2 separate regions of the Mus musculus genome follow, and region 1 is linked to region 2. The links are chromatin loops, found by intact Hi-C in ENCODE. Cell type or tissue: left cerebral cortex. All regions are shown on one strand. Each heading gives the region's core, and the rest is flanking DNA. Links, peaks and the distances in the headings are about the cores only.

Region 1 (10,819 bases), core at 3,687-8,686, 91 kb after region 2:
CCTAGATATTTATGTTGCAAATGCTAGTTAGGTTTTATTTTTGTAATCAGAAATGTACTTTTCTCAGTGTAAGAATGAAAATTCACATAAGTGAATTTATTTTAACAGGTTTTGGTTCTTCAAAATCGCTGCCATTATTGGTATCATGATTGGATCTTTCTACATCCCTGGGGGCAGTTTTACTGAAGGTATGACTCACTGCTGAGGGGTTAATATGTACAACTCTGTGGTGACTAAGAGCTGAATTTCTGTTAGTGATTGGTAGGACTGGCCTTTAAGATGTGGTGTCCAGTTGTATAACTACATATTAAGACAGTGGTAGATTAAAACCAGGAGATAGTCCACGTCTCAGCTTTTCTAGAACTATATGATAATTACTGTTTGCCTTAGTCAGGGTTTCTATTCCTGCACAAACATCATGACCAAGAAGCAAGTTGGAGAGGAAAGGGTTTATTCGGCTTACACTTCCATGCTGCTGTTCATCACCAAAGGAAGTCAGGACTGGAACTCAAGCAGGGCAGGGAGCAGGAGCTGATGCAGAGGCCATGGAGGGATGTTACTTACTGGCTTGCTTCACCTGGCTTGCTGAGCCTGCTCTCTTATAGAACCCAAGACTACCAGCCCAGAGATGGTCCCACCCACAAGGGGCCTTTCCCCCTTGATCACTAATTGAGAAAATGCCTTACAGTTGGACCTCATGGAGGCATTTCCTCAACTGAAGCTCCTTTCTCTGTGATAGCTACAGCTGTGTCAAGTTGACACAAAACTAACCAGTACACTGTTTAATAGTTTATCTTCTCATTTGGTAACAAAAAGTTTATCAGCTTGTCAATATGAGAACCTAACATTCTCATGCTGCCTTTTCCTTGTCTTAATTTACTTTTATACCATGGCAACAGGTGACATCTGACAATCTCCAATGTGGTTTTCCCACACACACACACTAAAAATAAAGGAAAAGTTGTGAAGTTATTTGGAATGTGAGAGCCTATTGAAGTCACTAACACCATCCTGTTCTATGTTAGTGTCTGCCTGGACACCCCTGTTTCACCCCAAATAGCCACATCTACCTTGGAAACACATTTAGACTGTTGATCCTGACCATGGTTCAGATATATTAGCTGAAATAATTTCATTTGTACAAACTTAAAACTAAAACAATTAGAGGAAATAAAAATTAATTGCCATGTGTTGTCTGGAAAATATTGCTAAGCTCTGCAAAAAGACAGATATTACTCCAATCCCAGTGTTAAAAGCACTGTAATTGTGGTTTTGTCTTTTAAAATAATGTACTGGGGCTGGAGAGATGGTTTAGTGGTTAAGAGCACTAGCTGCTCTTCCAGAGGTCATAAGTTCAATTCCCAGCAACCACATGGTGACTCAAAACCATCTATAAGGGGATCAGATAAGGGCGTGCAGATGTACACGCAGCAGAGCACTCATATATTAAATAAATAGAATTTTTAAAAAGGGCAAAACAAAAAACCCTCCACACACACACAAAACAAAAAACAACAGTGTACCCCTGAGCTTGAGCATCAAGAGACATTTTGGAGGCATTAGCCTATGCTTGGTCTGTCCATTTTTAAAGGACTTTTATACTCTGTGTGTGTGTGTGTGTGTGTGTGTGTGTGTGTTTCAAGACAGGGTTTCTCTGTATAGCCCTGGCTGTCCTGGAACTCATTCTGTAGACCAGGCTGGCCTCCAACTCAGAAATTTGCCTGCCTCTGCCTCCCAAGTGCTGGGATTAAAGGCGTGCGCCACTGTGCCTGGCTAGGACTTTTATACTCTTAATTGGCTAATGCATGGTCATGGGTAACTAAAGTTTTAAAAGGTCTCAGGGTGAAAGGTAATTGCCAGGAAACCTGATGTCTAGCCTGAGCTTGACCCCTGTAAGGAGGAAACTGAATCACAGAAACAATTCTTTGGTGTCTGTGTGTGCTGATGAGCACGTGTGCGTGCACACACACAAATAGATAAACTGAAAATGTTTCTAAAACATGAAATCCAGCACAACATTCCTCAAATACCTGTAACTTTGAAATGATAACAATCATACTGTACAGCTGGAGATAGACTCTTCTACCCTGTTGATGACTGCTCATAAAGTTTGGCAGTCATACTGAAATGTTATTCTTTACTGCATTGTTCTTTTTTTAAATGTATTTTTATTTTATGTGCATTGGTGTCTAGCCTCTGTGTGTGTGAGTGTGTGTGTGTGTGTGTGTGTGTGTGTGTGTGTGTGTATGTATGCCTGTATGTATGTATGTATGTATGTATATCAGACCTTGGAGTTATACAGTTGTGAGTTCCCATGTACATGCTGGGAATTGTGAAATGTTATTCTTATGGTGAGAAATAACTTCTCTTTCTTTACAGTCTGGTTTGTTGCTGGAATGTTGGGGGCCTCTTTCTTCATTATCATCCAGCTGGTGCTCTTGGTAGACATGGCTCACTCTTGGAATGAATTATGGGTAAATCGAATGGAGGAAGGAAACCCAAGGCTCTGGTATGCTGGTAGGTATCTGTACTCACCTCAGAGCATCATACTGCTACCTTAAGTAGGATGTATAGTAACATCTTCAGTTTTAAATATATAAGCTCTCAGTGTAAGGTTTCTATTTTTTTTTTTTTAAATGCATGAGGGTGTTTTACCTGCATTTATGTCTGTGCATTTTGTGCATGCAGCATCTATGGATGCCAGAAGAGGGCATCAGATTCCCCTGGAACTGAAACCCATGACCTCTGGAAGAGCAGAGAACCTTTTCTCCAGCTCTAGAGCTGCCTTTATAAAGTTGAGATTTGTTAGTTGTGCCTGTTGTGAATTGTATACATCGCTGGAAGATGAGCATACTCCAGTCAGTTGTATTCTCTCGGTCTGTAATGCAACTACTTCTGTTGAGATGCTCAACAAGAACTTTCAGATTCAGAATTATACAGCTAATAGATTATCCATGTGAATGTAAAGGGATATTTCTATAGATTATTTGAAAGTAGCAGACGAACTGTTATCCCAGACCAGGGAGGTCATCTCATTATTTGTAAAGGGAGCCAGGTTAGTGTAGCCAGTGACTACAGAATGAAATTGTCTCAGAAGGGGCCTGTTTTATTTCCCAGACATCGTCCCTGGCATATAGTTACTAGGAGCTCTGACCTTGTGTGAGGAGATGAGCTCTGTGTAGCTTAGGCTAGCCTTGAACTTCTGATCCTTCTGCTTTAGCTTTGCCAATACTAGGACTACAGGAACCCACCCATTACGCCTGGCCCTGAACTGCTGTTGAAAGACCAGGAATCATCTAGAAACGCTTCTATATGCATTTTTACCTGGTGGATTTAGGAGTTGAATGGTGAATCATTTCAAAACTGTATGAAACTTTAACCTTGGGGCATTTCAGTTTCCTGTGGCTTACTGCTCACCATAGGAATGAATTAAGTGTCTTCATTGTACAGCATGGAAGAAGACTGATGTCACTTGTAGCTGTGATTGACATGGTGGACACTGTTCATGCTGTTTCCCCCTTTTCTAGCCTTGCTGTCCTTTACAAGCCTCTTTTACATCCTCTCCATCGTCTTTGCTGCGCTGCTCTACGTCTTCTACACCAAGCCTGACGACTGCACAGAAAACAAGGTCTTCATCAGCCTCAACCTGATTTTTTGTGTTGCAGTTTCTATTGTGTCCATCCTCCCTAAAGTTCAGGTATGGAGGTTCTCTGCTTTCTCCCGTGGAAGAATTAATGCTAGCTAAGCTTAAATTCCAGACAGGGGCAACACTGGTATTCAGTCCTTAGTGAATTGGTGAATTTATATCAGTGGTTAACTACTTAATATTTCTTCATATCATAATTAAGTTTTTGTAATTATAGCTTATTAAGCAGAAGTCGGTATGTGCTATTGAGTGGCAATATTTTTTTCCTTTTTTTTAATTTTTAATTTTATATTTTGAGATTCTCTCACATTATAGTCCTAGCTGGCCTAGTTCTCACCATATACTCCAGGTCTTGAACCTCAGAACCTCCTTGTTGGCATATGCCACCATGGCAAGTTGAGTTCTTCCTATATTGTGTTAACATTCATTTACTGATCATTAAAAACTAGGTAACTTGGGGCTTGTGAGGTGCCTCAGTGGTTTAGTAAAGATGTTCAGTATCCTGAGTTCCATTCCCTGGACCCATAGGGTTAATGAGGAGAACTGACTCCTGCATGTTGCCCTCTGACCTTCACACAGCTTCATACAAGGGTGTGATAATTTCATAAGGAATTGGAGGCTGATCTAGAAAACTGTAGTGCAGCCCTTTCTCAAGAATCAAGAAGAAGTATCTGAGATGTCTCAGCCAGTAAAGGTGCTTGCAGTTGACCTTAGTACCATACCTTGAACCCCTGTAGTGGAAGGAGAACCAATTCTGACCTCCATACTTGAGGTAACACACACACACTGAAAAAGAACATGAAAGCTTAGGATATAGCATGGTTGGTTGATAGAGAGCTTTCTCAGCTTGCACAAAGCCCCAAGTTTGATCAGCATTAGGCAGGGTGCTGCATGCCCATAATTGTAGCATTCTGGAGGTGGAAGCTTAAGGTCAGTTGTTCGTCATCATCTTTGGCTTACTGAGTTCAAGGCCAGCCTTAGATAACATGAGATCCTGTCTCAAAATTCTTTGTTAACTTACATTTAATTACTTGCTGGACATGGTGCATCTCCAACCCAGCAATGCTGGAGGTTGAAGCAGGACTGAGTTTGGTCAACAATATCTAAAAGAATTAGTACAAACAAAGAAAACTGAAGTTTCCAAAAAGTGGTAGGTCATTTAGCTATCTTGTGGTAGAGTTGAGCAGATTTTTCTAGAAAGCTAGGCAGTGGTGGTACACGCCTTTAATCCCAACACTTGGGAGACAGGTCTCTGAGATTCAGGACAACCAGAGCCTCATAGTGAAATCTTTCTTTTTTTAAGATTTATTTACTTATGTGAGTATGCAATAGCTGTTTTCAGACATATCAGAAGAGGAAATCAGATCCCATTACAGATGGTTGGGAGCCACCATGTGGTTGCTAGGAATTGAACTCAGGACCTCTGGAAGAGCAGTCAGTGCTTTTAATCCCTGAGCCCATAGTGAAATATTGTCTCAAAAAAAAAAAAAAAACCCTAAAAAAACAAAACAGACTAGAAACTTAAGTGTCTTAAAAACCTTTGTGTGATATACAGAAGTTTTCAAGATTGTGAAATGTTTTTCCAAACCATCAGTAAGTAAGTGCATTGAGTAGAGTAACTCAAACTGAAGGGCTACCTGTCATCTTTTAGCTGTCAGGAAGAGTAAGATTTCAATTTGGCTGCATCTCGTGGAGGCACACAGGCTTTCACAAGGTCACCCTTGCGATCCATGACATTGTTTCTGTTTTGATTTCACAGGAACATCAGCCTCGCTCTGGCCTCCTGCAGTCCTCCATCATCACTCTGTACACCCTTTACCTCACGTGGTCAGCCATGACCAATGAACCTGGTAAGGGAATGGCTGACTCTAGATAAAGTACTCTTGGTAGGTGTGCACACTAGAGCTGGAGCGGATGTGGCACAAGCAGTATAGTTTACTTTGACTGTGGTTCGGCCTGCTTACACCAACCCATTGCATAGTGTAGGCTTTATCTAACTTAGACTAAGTCACAGAGTTAAGAGTGAGCTTGTTTGGTCTTTTGGTGGAATATCTGTTTTCTGTTTTCTACCCCACTCCCATCCCCCAGTGGGATTTGACTTAAGTCCCTTTTTTGCAGTCCTAGCTGTCCTGTAGCTAGTTATGTAGAAAGGCTGATCTCACAAAAGATTCTCCTTTCTTTATCCCCAGAGTGCTGGGATTAAGGAATTACTTCTCAATAGAATATTCTACAGATGATGATGATGATGATGATGATTCTTCTTCTTCCTTCTTTCTTCTTCTTTTTTTCTTTTTGTTTTTTTCGAGACAGGGTTTCTCTGTATAGCTCTGGCTGTACTGGAACTCACTTTGTAGACCAGGCTGGCCTCGAACTCAGAAATCCGCCTGCCTCTGCCTCCCTAGTGCTTTGATTAAAGGTGTGAGCCACCACGCCCGGCCTTTATTGAGTGACTGGAATAAGATAAGAATAAGCTCCCTTTTGGAAAACCTAAACACCATGGTAAAACTGTCAAAACAGTGAAGTCACAATAGATAGGGGCTGGAGAGAGGGCTCATCGGTTAAGAGCACTGACTGCTCTTCCAAAGGCCCTGAGTTCAAATCCCAGCAACCACATGGTAGCTCACAACCATCTGTAATGGGATCTGATGCCCTCTTCTGGTGCGTCTGAAGACAGCTACAGTGTACTTATATATAATAAACATCTTTAAAAAAAAAAAAAAAAACTCGAGATAGTATTTTTTTCTAAAGCTAGATCATTGTGATGTAAATACAGTATTGACTGCTGAGTTTCAGGTTCTAAGCATAACTTTCCTGTGTTTTAAATAAAGCTAACTGGTGTGTGGACAAGCCCTCTGATTTATGTGAAAATAAGAGTGTGAATAAGAGTGAGCTGTAACTAATGATAACAAACAATTACATTTCAGAGCGGTCCTGCAATCCCTCCCTTATGAGCATCATCACACACTTAACTTCACCAACTGTGTCTCCTGCAAATTCAACTACTCTTGCTCCTGCCTATGCTCCGCCGTCACAGAGTGGGCACTTTATGAATTTGGATGATATTTGGGGACTGATTATCTTTGTTTTCTGCCTTATATATTCTAGGTAAGTTCTAGGTAAGAGGTGCTTACAGTATCCTCATGAAAGTGAATAATAGGTTTTTTTTTTTTTAACGATTTATTAATATATGTAAGCACACTGTAGCTGTCTTCAGACACACCAGAAGAGGGCATCAGATCTCATTATAGATGGTTGTGAGCCATCATGTGGTTGCTGGGAATTGAACTCAGGACCTTCAGAAGAGCAGTCAGTGCTCTTAACCACTGAGCCATCTCTCCAGCTCCTAATATGTTGTCTTTAAACCATTGTGAAGAATTAAAACAGTGTAGGGTTTTTTGTTTGTATATTTTTGTTTTTTCAAGATAGGGTTTTTCTGTGTGTTGCTGGCTGTACTGGAACTCTCTTTGTGTATGTAGACCAAGCTGGCTTGGAACTCACAGAGATCTGCCTGCCTCTACCTCACTAAAGCTGGGATTAAAGGCATGTGCCACCATACCTGGTTCAATAGAGTTCTTTTTAATGAAAAGTTGTTTACATATCTTTGCCAGTCCAGCTCTGTATGCCTCTTTTTGGTATTTCGAGACATGGTTTCTCTGTGTAGCCCTGGCTATCCTGGAACTCACTCTGTAGACCAGGCTGGCCTAGAACTCAGAAATCTGCCTGCCTTTGCCTCCCAAGTGCTGGGATTAAAGGCGTGTGCCACCATGCTCAGCACTGATGGCTCTTTCAGACATCCTGAGTTCAAATCCCAGCAACCACATAGAGGCTCATGATCATCTGTAATTGGATCCGATGCCCTCTTCAAGCGTGTCTCAAGAGAGTGATGGTGTAAATAAAGACTTATTTTACGTAAGTGTAGTGGGAGGAGTACCAAATTTTGTCACCTTTTTCTGCCTGTAGAAATGATCATGTAGTTTTTGTCCTCTTTCTGTATTTTTTTTTTACTCATTAACTTGATCTTCTAGTGAGCATCTACAGTGCTGGCATCCAGAGGTGACTGTAGCTAGCAAGGCAGGATTGGCAAGTGTTGGCAGGACACCTAGAGAGCTGTGAGAAAGAGGTGAGAGGAAGCTCCTCACCCAGCTTAGACAGGGGTGAGGTCAGAAGAATTTCACGAGGCTATGGCACTGAGAAGAGATGTGACAGATAAGTGAGTTAGCCGGGAATCGCTGGGTGGTACAGGACAAGCATAGCTGAGGCACTCGTGTAGTAGTAGAATAGCCACTGGAAGTGAGCTGTGGAGCAGCAACTACTAAGACTACTGTCCTGGAGTTAGCAGGCAGCAGGTTGCTGGGCAGAGCTTTCATTAGGCTTTCTGTGTCCAAGGTAGGAATAGCCCAGAAATAACTACACATTTGTAGGCAAAAGAATCATTTCATCTAAAACAGTTCCTTTTTGATGTGATTTTTTTTTTGTGGGGGGGGCGGATTATTTTCCAGCTTCCGTACTTCGAGCAACAGCCAAGTTAACAAGCTGACCCTCTCTGGGAGTGACAGTGTTATCCTTGGTGATACCACCAATGGAGCCAATGATGAAGAGGATGGACAGCCACGGAGGGCTGTAGACAATGAGAAGGAGGGGGTGCAGTATAGCTACTCCTTTTTCCACTTGATGCTCTGCTGTGCCTCCTTGTACATCATGATGACCATAACCAGCTGGTACAGGTAAGAGGCATAGACAGAGGTAGAAGAGCACTCAGCCCTTGGGAATTCCTATAACATCTCTGAACCATCTTTACTGTGGAGCCCTTTGCTGTCTCAGAGAAGGAAGTTTCTCTGAAATCCTTTCGGTTTCTTTGAGATAGACTAGCTTTGAACTTTCCCATTGTTCTAGTTCTGCTGTAGCAAACTTACTCTGCGATTCCAAGCATGTATCAACATGCTGCTTGAAATAGAGCCTGGTTGGAATTATTGGTGGCTTTCTAGACTAGTTATTTGAAAGAAAATCATGACCTAAAAGCCATTCAGTGTGACCTTGATAATTTTTTTCTGTGCTTTTAGAGATGCCATATTAAAGTAATAATGTCCTAAGGAGGAACCACTTCAGGGACTGCATTTCCACTTTGCCAATAATTAGAGTAATTCAGATAGTACTGAATAACATTGCTGAAAGAATAGTTAGGTCTTAGCAAGAAGGAAAATGCTTGAGAGTCACAGTCCTTTGGCCATAATAACTGAAAGTAGCTTCTCAGCTCCGTACTAGAACAGTACTAGGGTTAATGGTGCCAGCTAAGCCTCACTGTGGGGTCTTTTGGTGTTGGTCAGGATGGGTGGAATGGGAGGGATGCAGATTTGCAATACTAATCTCTTTCTCCCTCCCTACTCTCTGTTTTCTTAGCCCTGATGCCAAATTCCAGAAGGTATCCAGCAAGTGGCTAGCTGTGTGGTTCAAAATGGGCTCCAGCTGGTTGTGCCTCCTCCTTTACCTCTGGACTCTTGTGGCTCCCCTGGTCCTCACAGGTCGGGACTTCAGCTGAGCTCAGTGTGTCAAGGACACTGATAAAGCTGACCAGAGTCTCCTTTTCTGAAAATGCATATCCATTTTGCGTTTCATCAACGAGACTATTAAGTGAACGCTTTGCAGATTTGGCTGTATTCAGGTTTATATCAAAAGGCAAGATTGAGTAATGCTTGATGCAGAATCTGAGCTTTCATATATATATATATATATATATATATATACACACACACACACACACATATATATGTTTATTTGTAAGGCTATAGCACAAAGGGAACATTTTTGTGTTTTAACATGAACTACAGCTGTGCTGTGAAGAGAATTCTTTATAAAGACCTGTAGATTCCTACAACTTTGGTTTAAGTTTTAAGTTAGAAGATTGTTGGATATTTAAGGCTATTTTTAATTTCTATTACAGTCTCCTTAAAAACCAAAAAGGAATGCATTAATCCACATTTCCCTTCTTCAGAGGTGTAGTGTCCTGGCTCTTGGCAAGGAATTATGTATTTAGGTCAGTCCCCAGAAATGCAGCTGCTCATACAGCTGAGAGAAGGCTATTATTGAGTTCCTTTACTTACTTTTTATACTACACTGATGCTGCTTGATAGAAGTCTGTGGCTTTGTCAGATATGTCACCCAAGTAAATGCTTTGTAGATCTGATTAAAATGAAAAGCTCACTTGAGAAACACTGCAGAGTTATGTAATGATCTTGTTGTGAGTGTGTGAAAGTCAAAGGCATGTCAGTTTATTACATTTGCAACATAAAAGTACTTAATTAAAATAGATATTTAGTTTCTTGTTTGTTTGTGTATTTGTTTAGAAAGGGTCTTTTCCACATAACCCAGACTTGCTTGGAATGCAGATCATCCTATCTCCACTTCCAAGTACTGAGGAGGAGGTTTCTATCACCATAGCTAGTCTTTTCTTAAAGATCCTTCTGCAGTGGGGTTGATAGGTTTTCTTTTATTGTTGTTTTCTTGTTTAGAGAGTCCCAAATCAATCTGACATTTCAGGCAAAATGCTCCTCTTCTAACACTTAAGATTTGACTAGTCAAGTTTTTAAGTTCATTTAGAAACTACCCTAAATATTTTCTCTGGGGAAGATCAAAGTAGGTAAGAAACAGTTTAGGCACTGTCAAAAAAGATATTCCTGAAAAGCAGTGTGCAAAGGAGGTATGATAAAACAGGCTTTTCAAGAGAAACTAGTATCGGTTCTGCACTAGGCCCTGTTGGGGTGAAGACAAGACAGACATTCTTCCATCTAAGGAAAATGAGCGGACCAGCCTGGTAAATTAGTGCTGAAAACTCATAAACAGAAATCAGTGGATAGAGGCTAGCACAGTGACTTCCTCGAGAGAGTGCTGTTAGGATTTGTAACGTAGGTTCACACCAGGTATCAGGGCAGTTCATCTGAGATTTGAACTAAAGATGTAAGGGGGTTTGGGGAAAAATTGACAGCTTAGAGAATTTCCACATTGGTGTTTAAGGGGATAGGAAAAACTTATTTCCAGTTTAATCTGTGTACATAGGTTCTGCTTGGGATCCTGGTTGGGATGGAGGTGGTCCCTTCATATGATGAATAGGTTTGGGAGTCAGACCTCTGGGGTCTGCCTGACCTCTGCTATTTTCTAGGTTGAGTGGCTGTCTAATGC
Region 2 (10,819 bases), core at 2,417-7,416:
AACAATCCACACAGCAACCTGAAGGTGTGGTTAAGGTCATGACACCCATAAGGAAACAAGCTTAGAGGGGCAAGATACCTGCAACCAAAGGGGAGAGCCTGCTTACTGCTGAGCCCCACTTCTTCCTCTAAGCTGCATTCTCCTGCATTCATAGAGGCATGTTGGCAGGACGGCCTCCCATTGCCCTACACAGCAGTCTTTGGCTCTGAGTGCTCATGGAAGTAAATAGTGTGGACAGAACTTGGTACTGTGGCTCAAGTATGTGCCAATCTGAGCCTGCCTGTCCTGAAGCGGCCTCCTCTGAGGATGGGGGCTGAACCAAGATTCAGCCACAAAGTTCTCCTGGTCTCTGGAGGCCTAACACCCCTGAGGTACTAGGTTCATTTGTGAAGCCCCCGTGAACTGAGACCCTTTAAATCCCCCATTGTCTCTGCTGTTCACTCCACTGCTCGAGACTACAGGCAAGGCACTTTATAGTAACCAACCTGGCAGGGATGAAGATATCCTGAAGAGACTCTGTCCTTCACCTTGGCTGTCAGACTATTGAAACATTGGGCCCCCAAGAAATTATATATTCCCAAGGATCTCCTGCTGAAGAAGAAAAGCCTGAGCCTGAGCCAACCACGGGGACTTTTCTCCAGGAAGGGGTTCTGTGACTTGCCAGTGACTGAGGATAGTGGGCCCTGGACAATGAAGGAGCAGTGATGGGCAGACCACACCTTGTGAGGACAGCCTGGGTGTGCACAACGCTGGCCTCTACTTAAACCTACCCTCATGGCAGAGCCCAAAAGATGAACTTGGAGGGATCATCTGACCTCTCTGTCCCTCTTCCCAATGTGGCCATGCTGAATAAATTGCCTTTTGTTGTTCTTCATTTTAATTTGGCTTTTTAATTTTTTTCTTTATGTACATGAGTGTTTTGCTTGCATGTATGTTTGTGAACCACATGCATCTGTGGCACATCTGGAAGTCAGATGGTACTGTATCTCCTGAAACTGGAGCTACAGATGTTGTAAGCTGCTATGAAGTGGTCTTAACCACTGAACTTAACCACCAGCTCCTAATTTGGCTCTTTTAATTGGCTTATTGAGAACTGATGTCTTAATCTGGCTTGATGGAACGTAGGCTGTGACCCTAAGTCCTCTCTAGCAATCATACTTCCTCTGTACCAGCCCCAACCCTCCCTTAGTTGGGGAGAAGGTCCTATCCCATCAGTCCTTGGGAGAAAAGAAACTGCTGCCCAGGGTCAGTGTACCCTCATCTCCATGGCTGGCCTCTGGCTTCTCTTCCTCTTAAGAGAGTAAAGCAAATGTGTGCTCCCTGTCTGAGAAGATGGCAGGCACAGACAGATGTGTGCACTACATGCTGGAGGACACTGATAGATCCAGCAGGCCACAGGCTTGGGGAGACTAGGTAGCTAGGACACTTCTGCCTGCCCATACCCTACGGGGCCACAGTCCTGTTCTACTCAGTCTATGCATCAGCCCTTGAAAGGCGTGGCAGAGAAAACTCTGGGGCCTTGGCCTGTGGGTCAGAATCTGGGGGATAGGATTAAGGCTCTGTCCTCAGCATATGAGAGTCTGCTGGGCTCAGAAATGCCTGGGGACACTTTACTGTGATGGCTTCTCATAGCTGGCCACCTTGCCTTGATTCTATCAAAGGCATTCCAGTCCCCAGCATCAAGCACATTCTGTCCTTATGCCTCCCTTTCAGACATCAGTCATGGTGGCTAGCAAGCATCATGTACTGGGAGGACCCAAATACACAAAGACTCTCAGTAAGGCAAACGGTGTTGTAAAGGCCTACATGAGGGGACTAGTGATGGCTAAGGATGAAGGCAGGCAGCAAACAAAGCTGATGAGAGCTGAGCAGAGCACAGGAGCCTTGAAGAGCCCCTTGGCACTGTGCCCGGTGTGCCAGCTGGGTCCACTGCTCATTCGGTTGGACAGTGAGCAGCCGTTGAGTAGGTACCCGTCACGTGCCAAACACTGTTAGTCACAGAGGGCATGAGACAGCCTGTGCTGGAACAGCTCAGTTCATAGGGCCATGGAGATGGGGAGAAAGGGGCGCCTCTGTCAGAGACAAGCTGTGGTCTGGGAAGGCCTTAGCACTAAAAGCACCACAATGAGAAGCAACCGCCAGAAGCAGGGCCCGCAGGCCTTTGTTCCAGCTGCAAAGAGAAAGGAAAAAGTGGGGAATAAGAGTTGGGGCTGCGGAGGGGGTGGGGAGCATTGTGCAGGTTCCGTACTTGAACAGAAAGCAGGGACCAACACAAGGAAGGCCAAAGGGCCTCAGCCTGGGAAACTTTGTGAGGCTATGGAGGTAAGGGGCAGGGTATTCTCCCGAGGCATAGAGACTGTCATACCAATGATGGTCATTGGCTGGGCGAGCCTAAGAAGACTCCAGTTTCCCTTGACCTCAGTTAAATCTATTACATGAGAAACTGGGTCCCTGTCCCCAACATTGTCCCTGTTCCGTGTTCCTAAGTCATTTCTGGGCAATAAGGACTGAGAACTCTAGACTGGGGCCGCACAGGCAAAGACAATGCTTTGGCCCAGCAAGGATCCGCTCCTGGAGTAGCACAGAGGAAGCTGCAGTGCACCATGGGAAGTGATACAGCAAGCACGGCTCTGAGCCTGCAGCAGAGAAGTGGTAGGGAAGGCTAACTGTGGACCTAAGCTGAGCAGAGGCCTCTGAGAGTGATGTGGCCTGGGGCACACTAGCTGAGGAGGCCTCTGGGAGCATCTGTGGTTGTAGACAGAGGTAACAGTGAGTGCAGTGAAGGCCCCACAAGGAGGCCCTGACCCTTTATAGAGAAGCAGACAGAGATGGGCGAGTGGGGGGAAAGTGGGTAGGGTGTGGATGGACCCCAAGGCCAGGCAGGCTAGCCAGCAGGGCATGACTCCTGGGGAGCACTGAAGAGTAGCTTGGCTCTGAGATGTTACCATAGAGTCTGGGGCAGAAGGCTGACAGGACAGGACAGGCTAACTAATCCTGCTGTCTGCTGTGCAGGAAGGGCATGAAGTCCAAGTGAACAGCAGGTAAACATGGTGGCTGTGCAGATGTGGAGAAGCTAAGGCATGGAGCACTGGGAGTTAGGATCCATTACAGAGATCTAACAGGATTTGTTGGAGTTGGGGCAGGGAAAAGGGGAAAGGCCCCAGCTACTCATCAGAGCCCTTAGAACCAGGACACTGGCACTCTCTATCTTAGACATTGGCTGGGCTCTGCCAACAGTCGCAAACAGCCCCAATTTAGATGCAGCTGCTTCCCTGAGGAAGGTGTAGGGTCTGGAGGCTCACCAGAGCTGGCAAACTACCTCCCCAGCTGCCCACCAGGATGTGGGGGCACTAGCTCTGACCTGCTCCCTCAAGTGCGAGCTCGCCCATGTCTCCAGCGAGCTTCCGCACACTCACGGCCTCCGAGTCACCCTGGATGTCAGGGACTGCATTCCGACGGCCTGTCCGGTCGCAGGAGATGAAGTCCGAGTAGGAGGACTCGACTTCCATCATGCCTGTCTCATCGCTCCTCAGGCCTGTTGGGATAGGAGCAGAAGTGAGACACTGACGTCCTTTGTAACGCCACAGTTAGACAACTTCTACTCACGTCTTACAGAACGAACATGAAGTCAGGCATGGTGGTACATGACTTTAATCTTAGCACTTGGGAGACAGAGCTCTGTGGCTCTAGGCTAGCCTGGTCTACCTAATCAGTTATAGGACAGCGAAGGCTGCATAGAGAGACCCTGTTTTATTTTTAAAATTAAGAAACAAAAAAAAAAGGGGGGGGGGGAGGGAGGAGAGGAGGGAGAGCGGAAAGGAGGGAGGACAGAGAGATAAGACATGCAAGAGGGTCAGGAAGATGGCTCAGTGGGTAAAGGTGCTTGCCACTAAGCCCCAGACACCATGTGCCTGACAGAATGAACTCCTGCACATTCTTTTATGACCTTCACACCTGCACTGTGTACCTTGTGTAAACACACACACACACATACAGCAAGATAAATGTGAAAACATGTAAGACCATGCATTCCATCTTGATTCAAAGTCCAGCTCCTGAGCAGCTTGCCCCACATGGGAGCACAGCAAGCCGGCATCGCTCCCACCTCACAGAGCTTAGAGTTCACTGCACACTGGGTCACTTAGCTCATGACTGCGTGTTCAGGGCTTCAAGGGCGCTAGAGGGATGGCCAGGACCCAAGATGGAAAGCAGCACATCAGCCAATAGGCAAGGATGTACGGAAAGAATCTGGGCATGGTAGCTTCCACCTGAAGCTCCAGCACTGAAGAGACTCAGGCAGGAGGACTGTTGTGAGCTCGAGGCCAGTCTGAGCTACACAGTTGAATAGTGAGCTCTGGGATAAAAGAATGAGACCATGTCTCAAGTAAAATTATAAAATGAAGAGAGGCAAAAATTATAAAAAGAAAAAAAAAGGCAGGAAGAAGGAATGGGGGTACAAGGAGGCCCTAAGGAAGGGAACAGGCGGGTACTGAGGCTCTGAGGAAGGAAGATGGGGTGGAGCAGAGCAGAAAGGACACACATGAGGGACAGTGGCAGGGAAGACACACCCTGGAGGGGTTTAGGTAAGACCATGAAGACAGCTGTGGATGGGTTAGGTTAGGCTTCTGGGGAGGTCAGAGGTGAGAACGCAACAGGGACCAAGCAGACACCTAGCTGGATCCTAGACACAACCTGGAAAACAAATATGTGGGCAGCTTCTGTCTGACAGGGAGTTTTGGTTTCTGACTTAAGTCAGGTGGTAAGAGGAGGTGTGGCTATTGAAATGGGACCCAGAGGGAAGCATTTGGGACGCCAGATGGATGGAAAGCAACCATTCAAGGGTTCATTAAGTCCCTGCTGGCTTCAAGCTCCCATGAGCCCTCCAATGGGATGGTGGGGAGGGCACATGGAAGAGGCTGGAGAGGGAACAAAGGCGTGAGACCAGGAATGTCCCTGTGGGGGACAATAGTCTAGAGTGAAGAGAACCATGATTCTAAGGAAGGAACTCGGTAATTATCCAGGGACCAGACCATACATTAGATTTCATAGCCAATTCTCTCAAGCAAAGACCCTGCCCCTCTTTGGGTTTCCAAATGAGGCAGAAGCAAAATTCTGTGTAAGGAAGTGCCCTCTGCACCCAGCAGATGGCGCTCCCTGCCTGTCTTTCTTAGTGTGTGGGGAGACCAGAGCGAACTCCTGGAGGTGGTTCCTTCTGCTGCTCACACTGCCTCCCCTTCCTCTGGGGAAACTGTTCAAAGCCTCGGCAGAGCCTGTTGCAATGGTGATGACACTCTACAATGATGAGACTGCAGCACAAAGAGTGGTGAGGACAGTCACCAGGCACTTGCTCACGTCCATCACTCTCAATGGCCCCACCCCGTAGATAAGCACTGTGTGTGTGTAACTTTATAACTTGACTTGGAAAGGTCTCAGGCCAGTCCATGTGCTTCCTAGGCTCAGATGTTTCCCCAGGTGACACCAGCTGCCCATGGGGTGGGTCAAACCCTGGGTAGCCCACACCATCTGCTGTAGCCTCTTTGCTCAGCTCTTTTCCATCGAGAACGTCAGTTCCATGAAAAGAGATTTGTGTCTGGATTGTCACTGCACCAGACTGAGAGGCCTGATCTTGGCAGCTGAGCCAAACCCACTCTGCTGCTTCCTTCCAAGATGCTGGGCTCGGCACCTGCTACAGAGGAGTGCGCTATAAATACACCTGGATCACACAGCTTTTCACCCGCCCACCTGCCCACCCACCCATCCTCTCCTCCATTCCCTATCTGTGGGATGACAGAGTGACCCCAGGGACTGCAGGGAAGGCTCTGACTGCCGGAGTGCTCCACCGTTGTTGCTCTCTCCAGGATCTGACACCAGAAGATGAATTACCTGCTAAGCCACCTGCTGGCCTCTCACTAGGACAGACTCCCTAGGGCTTTAAACTTGCTCTTGCTATGTCTGACCTTTGAGCCACCCTGGCAGAAAGCTGATGCTGTTGGCACTGCCAAGTCCCAAACCCAATCCTGGAAAGCACCCATCTTCATTCATCCTTAGGGACCATGGCTCCAAACACAGCTCTGGGGAGTTTCCAGCTCAACACACAAACACTCAAATTTACTGTCTTCCATGACTGTATTCTTCACACTATGGTAGCCTAGGCCTAGAATTACAGCTACTTGATGCCAAGGGAGGATGACCTTGGGTCCGGCTAGCCTGAGGTACATAGCAAGATGCCATCCCAACAGACAGACAGACAAGCATGAGAAAATGTTCATTTATGCTGGAAGTGAAATAAAATCATATAGTCATATATGAGTAACTTTTTTGTTTGTTTGTTTGTTTGTTTGTTTGTTTTTCAAAACTTCTTCTCTGTGTAGCCCTGGCTGTCCTGGAACTCACTCTGTAGACCAGGCTGGCCTCAAACTTAGAGATCCACCTGCCTCTGCCTCCCAGGTGCTGGGATTAAAGGTATGAGCTACTACAGTCTGGCTTTCCTCAAACTCAGGATCCTCCTGCCTCCACATCCTCCAACAAATCCTACCAGTGTGCACCAGGCCACCAGAGCCAGCAAGATTGATTTTTAAGTGTGTATATATATATACATATATATATATAATATTACTCTACATTTTTGAGACTGGGTCTCATGCAACCCAAGCTGGCTTTGAACTCAAAACATAAACAAGGCTGGCCTTAAACTCCTGATCTTCCAGCCTCTATTTCCCAACTGCTGAGATAATATGTACCATACCTGACTTACCTTTTCAATCTTCTTTTGGGAAATGGCTTTGTTTTTATTATTATTATTATTATTAGTGCTGGAGATGTGACCCAAGGCCTTCTGCATGCTAGGCAACTGTTCTATCATTCAACTACACTCTAGCCCATAAGTTATCAATTATGTGTGGATGAGAAATAAAACTCAAAAGGTACAAATGGAAAGATGCAAGGCCTGGGTGTCTCCACCTACTCCAGACACTCTCCCTCAGCACACTATATCTTGGGTCCTTCCAGAAATGTCTGTGTGATACACAAAACCCCTCCCTTCTTTCTTATGTCTTTTGTAAAGAAATTTCTCGTTTGTCCATTTCTTCATCTATTACTGTGTGTCCATGGCATGTGTGTGGAGCACGATGCTTCTATGGAGATCAGAGGACCTCTTTGGGGAACCTTTCTGTGCACTCTAGGGTCTGAACTCAGGTTGTCAGGCCTGCGACGCAAGAGCCTTTCCCCCACTAAACCATTTTGCTGGGCATCTCTCCTTTTCTTTTTGAGAAAGGGTCTCACACTGTGGACCAGGGCTGGGCTGGAACTCACTATATACCCTAGGTGGGCCTCCAACTCACAGCAATCCTCCTGCCTCAGCTTTGCAGATGCTCAGATTATAGGCATGCACTATCATGACTGGCCAAAACTTTTTCTTTTTCATCTTGCTTTTCTTCATCCAAGCATATGTCTTAAAAACAAATCCAAATTACCCTGAAACTCTGTGCAACGATTATATCAAAACACTACAAACATATCCAAAGTCCACCCAGCCTTCAGCTGCCGTTAGCAGCTGCAGGATCCTCTGCGGGCAGGCACAGCTGCAGACTGATTTAATTACCCTCCCCAAAGACCTGGAGTTTCTTCCCTTAAAAGCAGAGCGGCCACATCAAAGGCTCTGTGCTCTCAGTCCAGAGGCTCTTTTATCTTCCCTCCCATTTCAAGCCACCTTGTGCTGCTAAATCAAGACTTGAGTGGACCACGCTCAGCCGCACAAGACAGACCTTATTATACAGATTCAAGAGTTTAAAGACCACTTTCATTCTTCTGTAGTCTCCTTCACCGAGAGTGAACACCATTGCTCTTGTCTTTGTACCCTCAAGGCTGTTCCAGTGCCTGCACGCAGTGGGTACTTCATACTTACTGAATTAAAACTAACTATTAATAGCCTAAGTCCTCCTCCTGAGTGGCCAGGCTGGATCACTGACAGCACACTGTGCACACAAGTCCTCTAGCCTCCACTTGAGAAATGAGGAAATTGAAGCTGGGGAGTGGAGTGACTTCTCAGCTCATCCCCGTTCCTCTCAGCTGGCCGGCACCCACGCTGTCCTTCACACTCTCCACCTCTCTGTCCCATGGCCTGCCCATCCACTCGCTCAGCATCGACTCTCTCGTGCAGAGGTGAGACACCTGGGTGACACCATTAGGAACAGCAGCAGCATCTTCCTTCCTGGGCAAGGAGCAACCTCAATTGTTGCCTGAGAGAAAACTCTATGGCCCTCAGCTCTGGCCTCCCCTTAGTTTCCTCTCTCACAGGACTCACTTGGGTGCATAGGCCTAAGCACCCTGGTCTCCTAAACCTGCCCTTTTCCCACACAAGCTGGCCTAACTCTACCTCTGGCTCCCCCTCAGGTCCTCCTCTGTTGGCAAGAGGGACACTCAGGAAAGTAGTCAGGCTTGTGGCGGCACCTGACTCAGAACCGTTCAATGAGAGAGTAAAGCAAAGCTGAGTGTGACTGTGCGTGCCTGCAATCCTAGCACTCAGGAGATGGAGGCAGGAGGATCAAAAGTGTAAGGGCATTCTTGACTATACAGTAAATTCAAAGCCAACCCGGGCCACAGGAGACCCATAAAGTGCGACACGCACACTGATCTGCTCATATCAACTGACACAAGAATGTTCTTGATAAACCGTCACCAACATGGGGGTCTGTGTTGCTCGGCCCTGGCCCACTGCACATCTCCAGCAGAGAAGCAGTTTGGATGCACTCAGGAAATGACAGGGCCTGGTCCATAGCAGGTGCTCAACAATTAACAAAAAGTTATGGAGAGTTAAACTGAGAGGCTCTCCAGAGAGAGAGTCCATCTAGAAAAGACTGTTGTTACTTGGAAAAACTAAAGCTCAAAGATTGCTAGAGGGTCACCTTCAATTCCAGGAGGCAGAGGTAGGTGGATTTCTGTGAGTCGGAGGCCAGCCTGGCCTACACAGAGTTCCAGACCAGCCAGGGTGACATAGTAAGACCTGATCATAAGTAGTAACATCACCACCACCACTACCACCACCCAAGGTTCTAGACTCCACAGGCCCTATTGCCTAGTGCAGAACTCACTGCTATCACCAGTCCCTGGTGACATCACCAGTTCAGGGACTGCAGGTGTGCTGTAGGGCAACTCATCTAATGCCTCTGTCAAGCCAGCCTCCCCTCTTACCGCCTGGGACACACTGGCCATCACCCTTTGCCCCTGCACTTGGGAATAACCAAAGCACCCTGAAGTTCATGGGCTGAAGTGAAGATGAGGTGAGCATATGGGCTCAGAAGGGCTGGAAAGTTCCATGAGACATGAGAAGCACCAATTAATAAACCATTACTGTGCCCCACTGTGGCTGAGCTATCAGTAAACCTTCCCTTCTGACATTTCACTTGGCTCCTTTGTTTACTCTCTCTCTCTCTCTCTCTCTCTCTCTCTCTCTCTCTCTCTCTCTTTCGTTTTGTTTTTTGAGACAGGGTTTCTCTGTGTAGCCCTGGCTGTCCTGGAACTCACTCTGTAGACCAGGCTGGCCTCAAACTCAGAAATCCACCTGCCTCTGCCTCCCAAGTGCTGGGATTAAAGGCATGTGTGACCACTGCCTGGCTACTCTCTGTTTAATGGTGCTGCAGAGAGCCAAAACCCTACCCCTCCTCCTGTGCTTTCGCTGCTAGGTGAACAGGAATCCCACCAGTTGGCATCCTGGCCAGCATGGGCACTATTTACCTGTGAGACCTAGCTCAGAGGCTGCTGAACTGCTCTAGACTCTAGGGTAGAGGGAACAAGGGATGGACCCTGTGCCACAATAGCGCTAAAAGTCTGACCCTACCCTCACGGTCCTCAGACTCCCAGAACCCCCCTCCTCTCCTAGCTTCCTTTTTTCCATCTGAACAATAATGGAGTCTGATCTCTAAGTCTCTTCCAGCCTGGACATTTCATTGTCTATGGCGCCAGAGATGCCAGGCACCTTGTCAGATGTGAGGTGCACACTGGAGACAAGATTTACAATCTGACACAAGAAAAAGCACTGCATGGGTATGTTAATCGACCATGGCAGATTCTAATACTGGCTATGGAAGGAGAGGAAAGGCTCTCTCCAGTGGTATATGTGGTTCAGTTAAAGGTGGGAAGGTCGCCGGGCCGTGGTGGCGCTCGCCTTTAATCCCAGCACTTGGGAGGCAGAGGCAGGCGGATTTCTGAGTTTGAGTCCAGCCTGGTCTACAAAGTGAGTTCCAGGACAGCCAGGGCTACACAGAGAAACCCTCTCTTGAAAATAACAAAAAACAAAACAAAACAAAACAAAACAAAAGGTGGGACGGTCAGAGAAGAAGCTTTTCTTTGAAAAGAAAGAAAGGAGGGAAAAGGTGGAGAGCCAGGCGTGGAGACATCTGACTATAATCCTAAACCTTGAAAGAGGCATGAACACTCCCAGATGTTCATGGCCAGCCTGGTCTACACATAGAGTTACATAGGAAGACCCTGTCTCAGAAACCAGATGACCAAACTAACAACCCTCCCTCACACAAAATGAAGGTGGCAGGGTTGGAGAGAGGCTCAGCGGTTAACAGCAATGGCTGCTCTTCCAGAGGTCCTGAGTTCAATCCCCAGCATCCACGTGGTGCTCACAACCATCAACAAAGGGGTCTAATGCCCTCTTCTGGTCTGTGGATATATATGCAGCAGAGCACTCAGACGAAGACGACGAAGAAGAAGAAAAGAAGAAAGAAGAAAGAAGGAGGAAAGAAGAAGAAGAAGAAGAAGAAGAAGAAGAAGAAGAGGAGGAGGAGGAGGAGGAGGAGGAGGAGGAGGAGGA

Evidence for each region. Hi-C counts contacts between places; a loop is a spot of excess contacts. Peaks named below come from ENCODE experiments on the same cell type or tissue, not always from the same donor. Only the 100,000 strongest peaks of a DNase experiment are listed, where the experiment ranks them.
Region 1: a loop joins it to region 2, with 3 times the contacts of the local background. A loop is called at or near these places in 9 of 42 quality-filtered maps.

Annotation. Positions count from the first base shown.
Region 1 is chr2:163,623,804-163,634,622 of GRCm38, reverse strand. Serinc3 (serine incorporator 3) reads left to right here. Exons shown (of 10, transcript NM_012032.4): 4 at 109-188; 5 at 2,380-2,517; 6 at 3,528-3,697; 7 at 5,406-5,496; 8 at 6,571-6,751; 9 at 8,146-8,370; 10 at 9,044-10,819. The coding sequence ends at 9,182. Among named protein-coding and RNA genes, the nearest start is that of 0610039K10Rik, 16 kb to the left of the region's middle. In left cerebral cortex, for the core only: a CTCF peak has its summit at 6,302 (motif pointing left); no DNase peak of the experiment used is centred there.
Region 2 is chr2:163,713,844-163,724,662 of GRCm38, reverse strand. Pkig (protein kinase inhibitor, gamma) reads right to left here. Exons shown (of 4, transcript NM_001039391.2): 3 at 3,362-3,535. The coding sequence starts at 3,512. Among named protein-coding and RNA genes, the nearest start is that of Gm16316, 27 kb to the right of the region's middle. In left cerebral cortex, for the core only: a CTCF peak has its summit at 5,123 (motif pointing right); DNase peaks (open chromatin) are centred at 5,204, 5,625 and 5,980; H3K27ac peaks cover 3,452 bases.